Linked DNA regions of Homo sapiens: region 1 is linked to region 2. The links are chromatin contacts, found by Hi-C or POLR2A ChIA-PET in ENCODE. All regions are on one chromosome and are shown on one strand. Each heading gives the region's core, a stretch centred on a gene start or an enhancer-like site at or near the end of the contact. The rest is flanking DNA. Distances are from core to core; before and after follow the strand shown. Region 1 holds the start of LINC02331 (long intergenic non-protein coding RNA 2331). Region 2 overlaps LOC105370504 (a long non-coding RNA gene).

Region 1 (5,595 bases), core at 2,194-4,693, 230 kb before region 2:
TTCAGTTAAAAAAAAAACAACAAAACCTGAAAGTGTCTCAGTCATAGGTTTTCTTCTGGGTAACTTGTGGAATGGGGCTCTTGCCACTGTAAAAGTGATGTACCTCCTCATTTGGGGCTTAGTCTTTTTTGAGCCATTGCTCTCTCTTATGATGGCAAATTCTAGCATGTATGCAGTCTTGCCACAACTCCTTATCACCAATGGAAGACATCACAAACTGATCATAGCATTCTTTGTCACTAAGCCAGACACAGCCTCAGAATGTTGCTCATTTCAGAATTTCAGGGAGCTGGTACCAAACATTTGGAGCTGATCTCTAAGAAGAAAATTACTTACTATCTTCAATTCCCAGGATTAATTTGACCTGCATTCTTACATTGACGCTGTAGTCTACCTAGTACTTCTTGAACAAAATGGAACTGTTTTTCCCCAGGGACCACAACGTGACCTTTATTTATTTTCATCTCACTCCCATGAAACTGTTAGTTTCTTGTAGATGAAAATTTAAGAATCTGCAGTGATCCTCCTAGGTATAATGTTAAAAGCACCCAAATCCAGACTTACTTGTAGGTTTCAAGAGCAGGGGCCACTATCATCTATACATGAGTAGAGTACCTACTAAAATATTCAACGCACCATCTATTTGCCTTAAACTACTGATAAATCTAATGAGACAAACAAATGGTATAAGAATTAGGAAAAGGAATTTGAAAAGCTATAGAAGATAATTGGCTTTCTTTTAAAAGTAGATGATAAAAATTGCTGAAAGAAATGAAAAGCTAGATTTCAGTTAAAATCTAACAAGATTATTCATCAGAATAAATATTATACAGTTGTCTCTTGAACAACACAGGAGTTAAATGTACCAACCCCTGTGCACTGGAAAATCCATGTCTGACTTTTGACTCCTCCAAAACTTAACTATGAATAGCCTACTGTTGACTGGAAGCCTTACCAATAACATAAACAGTCAATTAACACATATTTTTGTCTTATATGTATTATATCCTGTATTCTTACAATAAGGTAAGTTAGAGAAAAGAAAATGTTATTAAGAAAATCATAAGGAAAAGAAAATATATTTCCTATTTATTAAGTGGAAGTGAATCATCATAAAGGTCTCTATGCTTGTAGTCTTCATGTTGAGTAGGCTAAGGAGAAGGAGAAAGAGGAGGGGTTTTGTCTTGGTATCTCAGGGGTGGCAGAGGCAGAAGAAAATAAGTGTATAAGTGGACCCACACAGTTCAAACCCGTGCTGTTCAAAGGTCAACTGTACTTGATCTTATTTCATGTTTTGTTTTTGCCTCAAACTAATCTTAAATGAGAAGAAAACCCCTATGTATGTCCTTTGAGGTCAGATTGCATATATTCAGCCTATTAATGAAAATTAGCTTTACGCTAAAAGCACATTAGAAGCCTACACAGAGAAAATCAGCATCTACTGGGCAATATTGAATAGTAGTGAAGAGGCTGAGCTGGGAGTCAGGGAGATTTGAGTTTCTGTCTGGTCTCTGCCTATTGCTAGCTGTGTGATGCTAGGCAGATTGTTTAACATCTCTGAGCCTCACTCTCTGCATGTGTAAAATGGGGATAGCTACAATACCTGCATGAATATAAAATGAGACAATGTGGTAAGGCACTTCAGGAGCCTGGCAATCAATCAATGCATCTAGTGAGTTGATACATTTTATTATTTAAATTGTAGTCAGAAAGTTTGCCCTTGGATAAGGTAATCTCTCACTTCTTTTACATGTTTTCTACCAAGAGACCCTTACATCAACTGGATAGCAGAATTGAACTAGAGGGGAGATTAGCTCTGAACAACTTATCCAAGTCTGATGGACCTTAAAACCAGTATTGACTACATTTGCTGTAGCTGGCCTAGGTCTGCCCTACTTCCTATTGTCCAGCCCAAAAGGGGCTGGAGAACTCTAGAAAAATCACTCCCGTAGCAAACAAACAAACAACAAAAACAAAAACAAACACAATCAACATGACCCAGCCTTTAGCAACTGCTCCAGGAGCAGCTGTAAATAGATCCAGAGAACTTATCTGTTGCCCCTCACAGTGCCTGAACCAACATATACTCAGATAGAATAAGAAAAAATGGTGATCAACTGGTTGTCAAACCCGAGTACCTCTTACAGACAAGTAGAGTTCTGAGTTCTACAGTCTTCACTGCAGTGCCAGGGGAAATCAGCATTGCCATTCTTATTTTACAGGCAGAAAACCCCCGGCACCAAGGGATTAAACAATTTGTATTGGAATGAGATTTTACTAACTCCATAGAAAATGGACCTAAAATTTAAACATGGGTAAACCACATCCTTTATTTAAACAATATTTTACAGTCTACGATGAAAGAGTACTTAGAGATGGAATTTGCAGATTGGCTGTTCATGAGTTCACAGAAAAATTATGCAACTTTCCATTCATTCAGCAAACACGTATTCAGTTCACAGTGCTAGGCACTGTGACAGGCCCCAGAGATAAAAGCTCATCTAATAATATTACCTGCTCTCATGGAAAGCATAAGAGGACACACATGAAAGAAATAAAATGACATGGATACTGTGACAGTAACAAAAATCTGTATATGTTACAGTAAGAGCCCGAAGAGAAGACAAGTCCTGAAAGATCACTCTGTATTCGTTCTGCCCTGTGTCTGCTTGGCAACAGAGAGAATGCTAGCAAACACTGAAAGAGTTGCAATCCTTGCCAATTGCAAGCCCACAAACAGGTGAACATAATATAAGAAAGTGCTAGAAATCGTGACTGCATGTGAACATAGAATGCTATCTTTTGTGTCTAGTATCTGAAATGAGATTGTAATTATTTTCCAAATCTTCAAAAAATGGGCTTTGGAGTTTCCCACAATTTGACTTTTAAATCATAATTCTCTGCTAATGGTTATTTTGGCAAAGTAGAGCCTTATCACGGGGAGAGCCTAAAATCAACCCAGAGGTTAGACAGTTGGGAGAAGGATGGAGTTCCAGGACTTGTCAAAATTAAACACAGCTTTCAGCCCACTTATGCACTCTCTTCGTGAAACATTCTCTTGCATTGACTTTGGCAACGCCTATTTTCCTGGTTTCCTTCTAACTTACCAACATTCCTTCACAGTCTCTTTTGCTGACTCATTATCCTCTATCTTTAATAAGAGGTTTTTCAGGGCCCTTTTATTTTCTCACTATACTCTTTTCCTTGGCCATTGCCTCTTCAACCATGACTTCTATTACAATAGGAATGTCAATCACTTTCACCTGTCTTCAATTTAGATCTTTCCTCTAACACCCGGATATGTAATTCAACTCTTAACTTGATATCTCACTTGGAAGAGTTACAAGCCTCTCTGAAAAAAATCCATACAGGATGGAATGCATGGCATTTTCTCTGAAACTTCCTCCCTGTCCAGTGTTATCTACCTTGGAACGATTGTCTCATTTAGAGGGACTCTCTAACCTGAGTACACATTTGAAACATCTGAGGGCTTTGAAACATACCTGCTCCTGGACCACCTGCTGAACCAATTAAATCAGAATTTCTGTTGTGAAGATCTCCACGTGAGTTTAAGGTACGGCTAGGTTAAGAATTGCTGAATATGTCGCTCAACTTGGAAATCCGTTTGTCTTGATCTCTCCCTTTTCATTATCCTTTCATAGTCAACCACCTGTTGATATTTCATCTACTAAATAGCTCTTGACTCTGTTTTTATCATCAAAGCCATCACCAAGGTACCATCTTCGCTGGTCTGAAATAATCTTCTAACTGTTCTCATTGCCTCTAATCTTAGTTTATATCCATGCCATTGTCCACAATGCAGCCAGGGCGATTTAAATAAATCTGATCAATCACTTCCTTGCTTAAACATTGCACCGGCTTTCTGCTTGATTTTAAAATAAGCCACAGATACTTATGGCCTATACATATGTGAATATAGGGGTAGAGTTTTTGTTTGTTTGTTTTGGTCTGATCAGCAAATTTCCTCATCTCTACTCCTCTGGAACATATTTTCCTGACCCCCAACCTACCGGGTGGGCATATGATCAGGTCTCTTAGGGGTGCGGATGGTGATCCAAGCCTTCCGGGTTATCAAGGGCCCTCCTGCCTTACAATTTTGGGGACTAGAGTAGAAACAGCTTTGCCTCTGGTTTCATAGTGAAAGAGTACGAATTTGAAGCGCTTGGCAACCATCTTTCTCCCCCAACCTCACACGGTCAAACTCAGCACTCCTGACAACTGGGGGAAATCTTCTATGATGAATTAGTTATTTGAGGAATATTTTGTTTATTTTCCAGCTTTCCTGCTCAACTGTTAGTTCCATGAAGGCAACAGCCATGCCTGCTTCGTTCACTGAAATATCTTCGTTTCCTAACACACAGAAAGTCATCATTTTTTGACGGATGAAAGAATGGATGAATGCCTAGTCTTGGAGACATCTACTTGCAATAAAGGTTAGATGAAGGAAATGGATGCCAGTGGGAGATTTGTGGATCTATTTCACCAGATTTCACTCTGCTGACTCAGCAAAATGGTCCCCGAAGAAAGTATGTATGATATATGAATGCCTAGCCACCTGTCTTGGAACAAACAGGGATTTCTTTAGCTTTCTCCCACCAGGAGATGCTCCCCTGGCATTTTTCAATACTCCTCTTCCCTAAAAGGTAAAATTTACGTCCCGATAGTCACAGTGGGCTGCTTTATTGTACAATCTGACATCAGAATGGAAGGAGAGAGTATGCTTTTTAAGTTCCTTAAAATGCAGTTCTATTGAAAATAGCTGTTGAGACAAATAAAATAAGCTGCTAAGGAACAATAAGAGACATGATGGAGTTATAGAAATGTGTTATTGTGTTCCACCCAGAAAATATTATGCAATACAGGGATAAATTTATTCCTGAAGAATTTAAAAAATATTTATATAATCTTCTATGATTTTTGCTTCATAATGCAGTTAATTCACTAGGGCTTTTGCTGTTTGGATGTGGCCATTTGGTTTTGGTGGAAAATAGTTTGACATAGTCTAAAAAGCAAACTCTAAAAATGTATCTATTTTAATTATGAATACATTGTGACTCAGATTTATCCCATCTTTGAACTTCACCCCATCTCCAACTATGCTCCCCAGGGTAGGGATTAGGGCTGAGATGAAATAAGGGATGGGCCAATGACAAGGCGCGGGGAGGGAGGGTATGGAAATGAGGGCTCAAAAGGCTGGCAAACTACGTGGAAAGAGGAATCACATTTTTACCACACTTGCACATCTCAGACGGAGCCACCCATCATTCTAAGTCAGGAGGCTGCTTGTTTTCAGCGAATTCACTTGTATCACATGTACCTCAGTGTCTCAGATTTCTGTCTGAAATGATCATTGTTACTGTCATTTTCTTTTAGTTAATACATAGATGTGTTCATTTAATGGAGATACCCATTCTGTTTTTTTCATTTGAAAAATCTGTAGGATGAACACCCCTGTTTTAAGTTGACAGCTTGATTCTATGAGCCTCTTTGAGTGGTTACAGGTTATCCACTGGGCAAGGTGGAGGTGGTAGTAGGAGGAGGATATTTGCAGCACAATAGGATCTCATATTCTCC
Region 2 (5,946 bases), core at 2,607-5,106:
GATATCACTGTTATTATTATCCACATTTAAAGATGAAAAGCAGTAACTCACCCCTAGTATTGAGTGCTTAGTTAGGCTTTGAACCCAGTTTTGGTCTTAACTCCAAAGACCTGGCCTTTGACCACTGGGTGATGGGAAAGCAAGGTGAGGGCCATGCATCCTAGTGGGTAAGAGCCAAGCAAGGGTTTGGGAGTCAGATAACCGAGGCACAAGTCCCTATTCCATTATCTCTTAGTGGCGTGGATCTAGAATATTTCCGTCTTTCATGACCATTTTGTGTGAGAGAGACCCAGATGCAGAGTGAATGCCAATTGGGAAAAGGAAAATGTATCAGTAGTTAGTGATAGAAAATTTAGATTTTGTAAAAAAAATGGACATTGTTACTTCCTCGATGACAAAACTAAAAAGAACACTGGCTAAAAGTTAAATTCCATTATTTTCTACCCTTTAGTTCCTTGCAACTCAAGAAAAGGTAACATTAGAATCACCTGGGAGTTCGTGAGAAATACAGAACCTCAAGCTCCAACCCAGAGTACAGAATCAAGTTCTGTATTTGGACGAGATCCTCCAGTGATGCCTACATAGGACATAGCTTGAGAAGTGCTTGTTTGTATCATTCTCTCCCTGACCAATACGATTAAATTGTGATTCCAAATAAGACTTGTTGATTCTCCAACTTTATATCTAAAAGAAATTCAGGGATTACAGGAGAGAAGTAAGGGTGCAAGTAAACCAAGAATCAGTCTAATATCAGGTTGGCTGCAAGCAAGCCCTGTGATCTCAGCAAATTACTTTCTCTATGACTTAAATTCCATCTCTATAACAAATGTTTTAGAAGGAAGGAGGAAAAGAAGGAGATAGAAAAGAGGGAAATCAGTATAGATAATTATAAAGGAGACTTTCTAAATTCAAATATTCATTAAGTATAAGATTAATAAAGTAAAACAGACCTGACTAAAAATTATAAGGATTGTGTGTCTGTCTTAACTACTGCTATATTTTCTAGTACTTAGTAGGTGCTGTGTAAATATAAATGAACTAATAATGAAGAAGTGATCACTCTCACACTTAAAAATAGTCAGAAGTCTTTCTCAAACTAGCAGCACCTTCTTCTGTACTCTTATCATAATTTGTTTACATCCGTTGACACTTAAGACAATGTAACAAATTTATTAAACAACATACAATCATCCATAACCCTATCTACTAATAACATTTCTGCAGATTTTCTCCCCTCAGCACACATCTTTTACGTAGCTAATATCATAGAGTACGTAGATTTGCAATCTGCATATTTCTATACTATATAATAGCACTGGCATATGGCAGCCATCCAAGAGACATTTGTGAATGTGCATAGCTTTCATAATTATCTTAGGACTGCATAATATTTCTTCAAGTTAATGTGCCCTCATTTTTAAAACAGTCCATAATGTTGAACATGTTGGTGGTTTTTACATTTTTTTTCCCTTTTACAAAATAATTCTAGAGGAACATCTTTGAGAATGTAGATTTGTGGGTCTGTCGAGTGACATTTCTTTGACATTCACAGGAGTGGATTGATTGGAACAAAGAGCACATCATTATGGCTCTTGTTACATACTGCTGAATTTTCTTTCTAGTTCCCAGCCTTTAGGATTGTGAGAGAGTCCTAAATTTTCCAGTGGCTGTAGCAAAAACTAGAAGCCAGAAGCCAGCTACTGGTGCCACCACAGTCCTTGAAAATGGCAAGACAGACATTCCCACATTCTTTTCTTTCATAGACAATTTAAACAAAATGGAAACCCTGCACTAGAATTTGGCTTACAGCATCTAATGGATGAAATATCGTGTTACACAAATGACCAGACCTGCTGGATAAACAAGATACATTCAGAGTTGCATTCTTTCCCAGAATCTTTGGAGCATGGATTCACAATTCTATTTCTAGCCTATTTTTAAAATATCAAAGAGAAGGACCAGATGTCACAATGAATTAATATCCTGGACTTACAAATCTGGAGACATAGGTTCAAATTCTCCCCAGTTGAAAGTAAATACGAGTTTTCTGGCTTCTTGGAGCTCCCTAGTGAATATTTCATTCACCCCCAAATTTGACAGTTTGACAGGATGATCCCAGCATCTTCTTTTCTATCATGACCTGAGGGCTGAAAGCTCAGATGAAGTGAGGCAGGTGCCATAACTGAGCCGAAGGAAAATCCAGCCTCATCTCCCACTCCCCTCACCACACAGACCTCTAGGGATTCCTCTCTCCTATTCAACATTTCCCCATCAAGAGGCACTGAGTTACACAGCTGTTGCTTAAGAGAGACAGGAAATAAAGGAGGAGGAGCTCTGGCCCTTTGACTGACTTAGTGATGGAGAGTCAAAGGCCATCAAAGTGCAGCTGCACAGTCCATTGGCATGGCCATGGTACTGTTGCAGTCCATCCAAGTGGATCCCATGAAGGCTCTCCCTTGATGGATTTCCCCTTAGCGACACTCACTTTTATTCTCTACTTGAGTCAGTTTCTGACACCCGTCACAGAGACTGTGGCAATGTTATTAACATATTTATGCTTGATGGCCTTTTCTTCTAGGAAGTCTTCCTGCTAAGCTGGGGTTACGTACCCTGTTGTCATGCTCTCCTGGCACCTTTCTTCCCATCCCAGCACTGCTTTTACTTCCTGCAATAGCCATACCTATCTGCTTCCCTCTGGGGCCCTAGACTCCATGAGAGCAGAGAATGCACCTACCCACTTCACTTCACTATTTAAAGATCTCAGTAAGTTCTTCTAGATCATCCTAGAAATCACTGGAGACACCTCTGGGAAAAGAAGAGTGGTGTGGGAGAGGCAAACTTTGTGTAGGAGAGGCCCCCCTGATGGGGGATGAAAAGGGAAATGCCCCAGCCTCACAGCCAGCTGGGCACCTCACTCAAGTGAATTTCCCTAGAAACCCCAGTGGGTCCTCATGTGGAAAGTGTGGCTGGTGTGATGATAGAAAATGGCAAATGATCTTTCCCTCAAAAAGGCAAAGGAAAGGGAGGTAGCACGTTAAGCATCAATGCCAAGATGTAACCCACAATAATTACAGTTCAAGAAAACCTGAACTTGGAAAATTTTGATTAAAAAAAACCCTACATGTACAATCTTACTTCATATCTGTTTTTCTTTCTAGTTACGTTGGATTTTCAATTTAAAGTACATTTAAATGGACATTTTAAAAGGCAGAAGGAGCAAATTCACACAACTCCCCCAGCAGCTTGCCCATGGGATTCATCATGGGGAGAAAGCCTGGCTGATCCTGGGCTTTCTGAAGAGGTGGGCTGTCCACTTGTCACCCCATATGAAGATGCTCTGCTTTTATGTGAGTTCAGCTCTATCAAACTATGAGCATATGTTTCAAAAAAAAAAAACTATGTCTTTTAAGGCATAGTAAAGACAGCTGAAACATTCTTTCTCTCCCTCCAGAAACCTAGGAATGAATTCCTCACCACTAAGGCAGAGTCCAGGAGAGAAAAGGCAACCAGCCAGAGAGGAAAAGGGAATCCAGAGAGAGCCGATCAAGTCAGGCCAAGTTAATAACAGACCTGCAAAGACCAGCCTCCAAGACTCTAACCTGCAGCCATGGGGAAATCCCAAAGAACCTGTCTCTTTAATTTTTTTTTCCCTGAAAAATATTATCTGGAGCTCTTCCTCTAAGTCTCTCGGCACCCTGATATTTGGGATAATTGCACCCACTGCTCTTAAGCTTGGGTGCTAAAATCCCCTCCTGGAGTTGAGTTTTTAAAGGGAGCAGATTTAAAGCTGTCAGCAGTAGAGGAGAGAAGGCCAAATTGCTCTCATGCTTGAGCCTGTGGCCCAATTTGTTTGTAATTGGATTGGTATGCAGGGAAGATAGAGCTGTCTGGGGGAAATGCTACATGATTCCCTTTAGTAGAGGATACTACTGATGCTGCTCATAGCCCAGCGCCAGATCCCAACTAATGAGGGAGGGCAGTGAGACCCTAAACGCAGAGGAGAAGGGCCAATTCCATGTATTCACCAGGTAAAAGGACAGCAGGGGATGCCCTTCACCAAATTTAACCCAGAAATCAGAGCATACATTGCAAGGTTTGTGTGCAAAGTTAGGGAATGTGGGCCAAGGAGGAAGCTTGGATGACAGAAGGGAGGAGAAGATGAAGCTGGACAGGATTCCAAGAGTCTAATAGCAGCCCTTTACCAGGAGAACTTTTTTTTTAATAAAATGAAATTGCTGCAACTTCCATTGCCTTCTCAGTTGAGTCTACATGGCCCAATTGTCAGCCAATAATATAAATTCCATCTGCAGGCCATCGCCAGCTGCAGAGCCTGAAAAATGTAGGCTTGGGGAGAAAGAGATTTAGTTCTACTCTCGGTTTTGCTACATACCATTTATGAAACTTTGGCAAGATACTTAACCCAATTGAAGCTCAGTCTTCTGGTCTGTAAAATGAAAATAATAACTCCTATGAGAATGCTGACTTAAAGGGATCTTGAAAGTCTGAAGAGCCATATTGGGTAAAATTCATGGTCAATCAGCATTATCCCCCCCCACCTTTATATATGTTCCCCTTTATCTCAGGCACCAGAAGCCTGGGAACTACATATCCCAGATTTGCTTTCCACCAAGGTTCTGAATTTGACTTACATTTGACAATGAAATTCATTTGTGAGATATCTGTAAGGGGAAAGAGAGCAAGAGATGCCTCTTCCTCTGTCAATGGTGGTGGTGGTGACTTGAGTATGAGCTCCCACAGATGTGACCAACATAGTAGCTGGCTGGTCACCTCTAGGCACCAGCTTCAAGGCTGTGGGCCAGTTATTATTTCCTGACCTCAGGTGGCAACCTGTGTGACATAACCTGAAAGCTAAGAGTAATCCACCTTACTTTCTTGGTTCTAGTCTTTTCCACAGCATAGTACTTTCTTGGTTCTAGTCTTTTCTGCAATGTAGTAAGCACTCATATTTGCTTTCTATTCCTATTTGTTTCAGGCAATGGAAGGCAATGGAAGTTGCAGCAATTTCATTTTACTAAAAAAATTTATATAGCAAATTATCACAAACTTAGCACCTTAAAACAACACTTATCACACACTTCCGTAGAGCAGGTGAGCTCAACTTGGTTCTCTACTCTGGGTTCTCACAGGGCTGAAATCAAGGGGTCAGTCAGATTGAGCTCTTATCTGGAGGCGCTGGAAAGAATCTACATCCAAGTTCATTCATGTGGTTGGAAGAATTTACTTCCTCCTGCTTTTAGGACTGACATTCCCCTTTCCTTGCTAACATCAACCAGGGGCCTCTCTCAACTCCTTAAAGCCACCTACGTTCCTTCCCACAAGGCCTCCTGCATCCTCCACGTGGAGTCCTTCTCACAACATCACAGCCAGCAGCAGAATCCTTGTGTCAAATCCATCCCCACACTTTAACTCTGATTTGCTTTTCCTTTACGAGGAGAAAGCTGCCTGCTTTTAAGGGCTCATGTGATTAGATCAGGCCCCTTAGATAATCTCCTTTTCTTAAACTGAGTCATATAATATATCACAGGAGTGTTATATTAGCATACTTACAGCTTATAGAATTACAGTATAAGATTTTTGGGGAACCATTTGATAAATTCTGCCTACCATAGCACCTAATTCCCTCTATTAAATCACATCCTGCATGAAAAACCTACAGTGGTTTCTGTTTTCCTGTACTGAACCATAAGGGATCTGAGACCACTGTCTGCAAACAAACTCTAAAGTAGAGAAAATATCCCTTAAGGTTTCATAATGGTCTTACCCTTGGAACATGGTGGACCTTTACCCAACAAACATCAGTTCAACAAACAATTATTTAGCAACTGTCATGTACCAGGTTGTGCTACATTTAAGGCAATCAAAAAAGAATAAGAAACCCTCCTACCCTTATGGTCTAACTGGCAAAATAGCCACATGAATAGAGCA

The links. A loop is a pair of places that touch in the nucleus more often than their neighbours do. ChIA-PET counts read pairs that join two places held with the same protein, here RNA polymerase II (POLR2A). Pooled maps may share reads with other maps.
Region 1: a loop to region 2 is called in a map of Caco-2, with 2.4 times the contacts of the local background. The contact joins the promoter of LINC02331 here to the enhancer-like site in region 2. A Hi-C loop is called at or near these places in 2 of 168 maps with a recorded cell type or tissue (Caco-2 and HepG2) and 3 of 50 pooled maps. POLR2A ChIA-PET finds 5 or more read pairs at or near these places in 1 of 52 experiments (HepG2).

The regions. Positions count from the first base shown.
Region 1 is chr14:53,848,674-53,854,268 of GRCh38, reverse strand. It overlaps LINC02331 (long intergenic non-protein coding RNA 2331), which reads left to right and starts at 3,443. Exons shown (of 6, transcript NR_184221.1): 1 at 3,443-3,574; 2 at 4,299-4,454. RefSeq lists an enhancer at 2,985-4,184.
Region 2 is chr14:53,618,066-53,624,011 of GRCh38, reverse strand. The region is part of intron 2 of LOC105370504 (a long non-coding RNA gene); the gene reads right to left. Among named protein-coding and RNA genes, the nearest start is that of LINC02331, 230 kb to the left of the region's middle. RefSeq lists a silencer at 2,319-2,388. Within about 2 kb of position 3,856, at least 2 of the 41 ENCODE cell types and tissues checked have a DNase peak (open chromatin) inside an H3K27ac peak, as active enhancers do.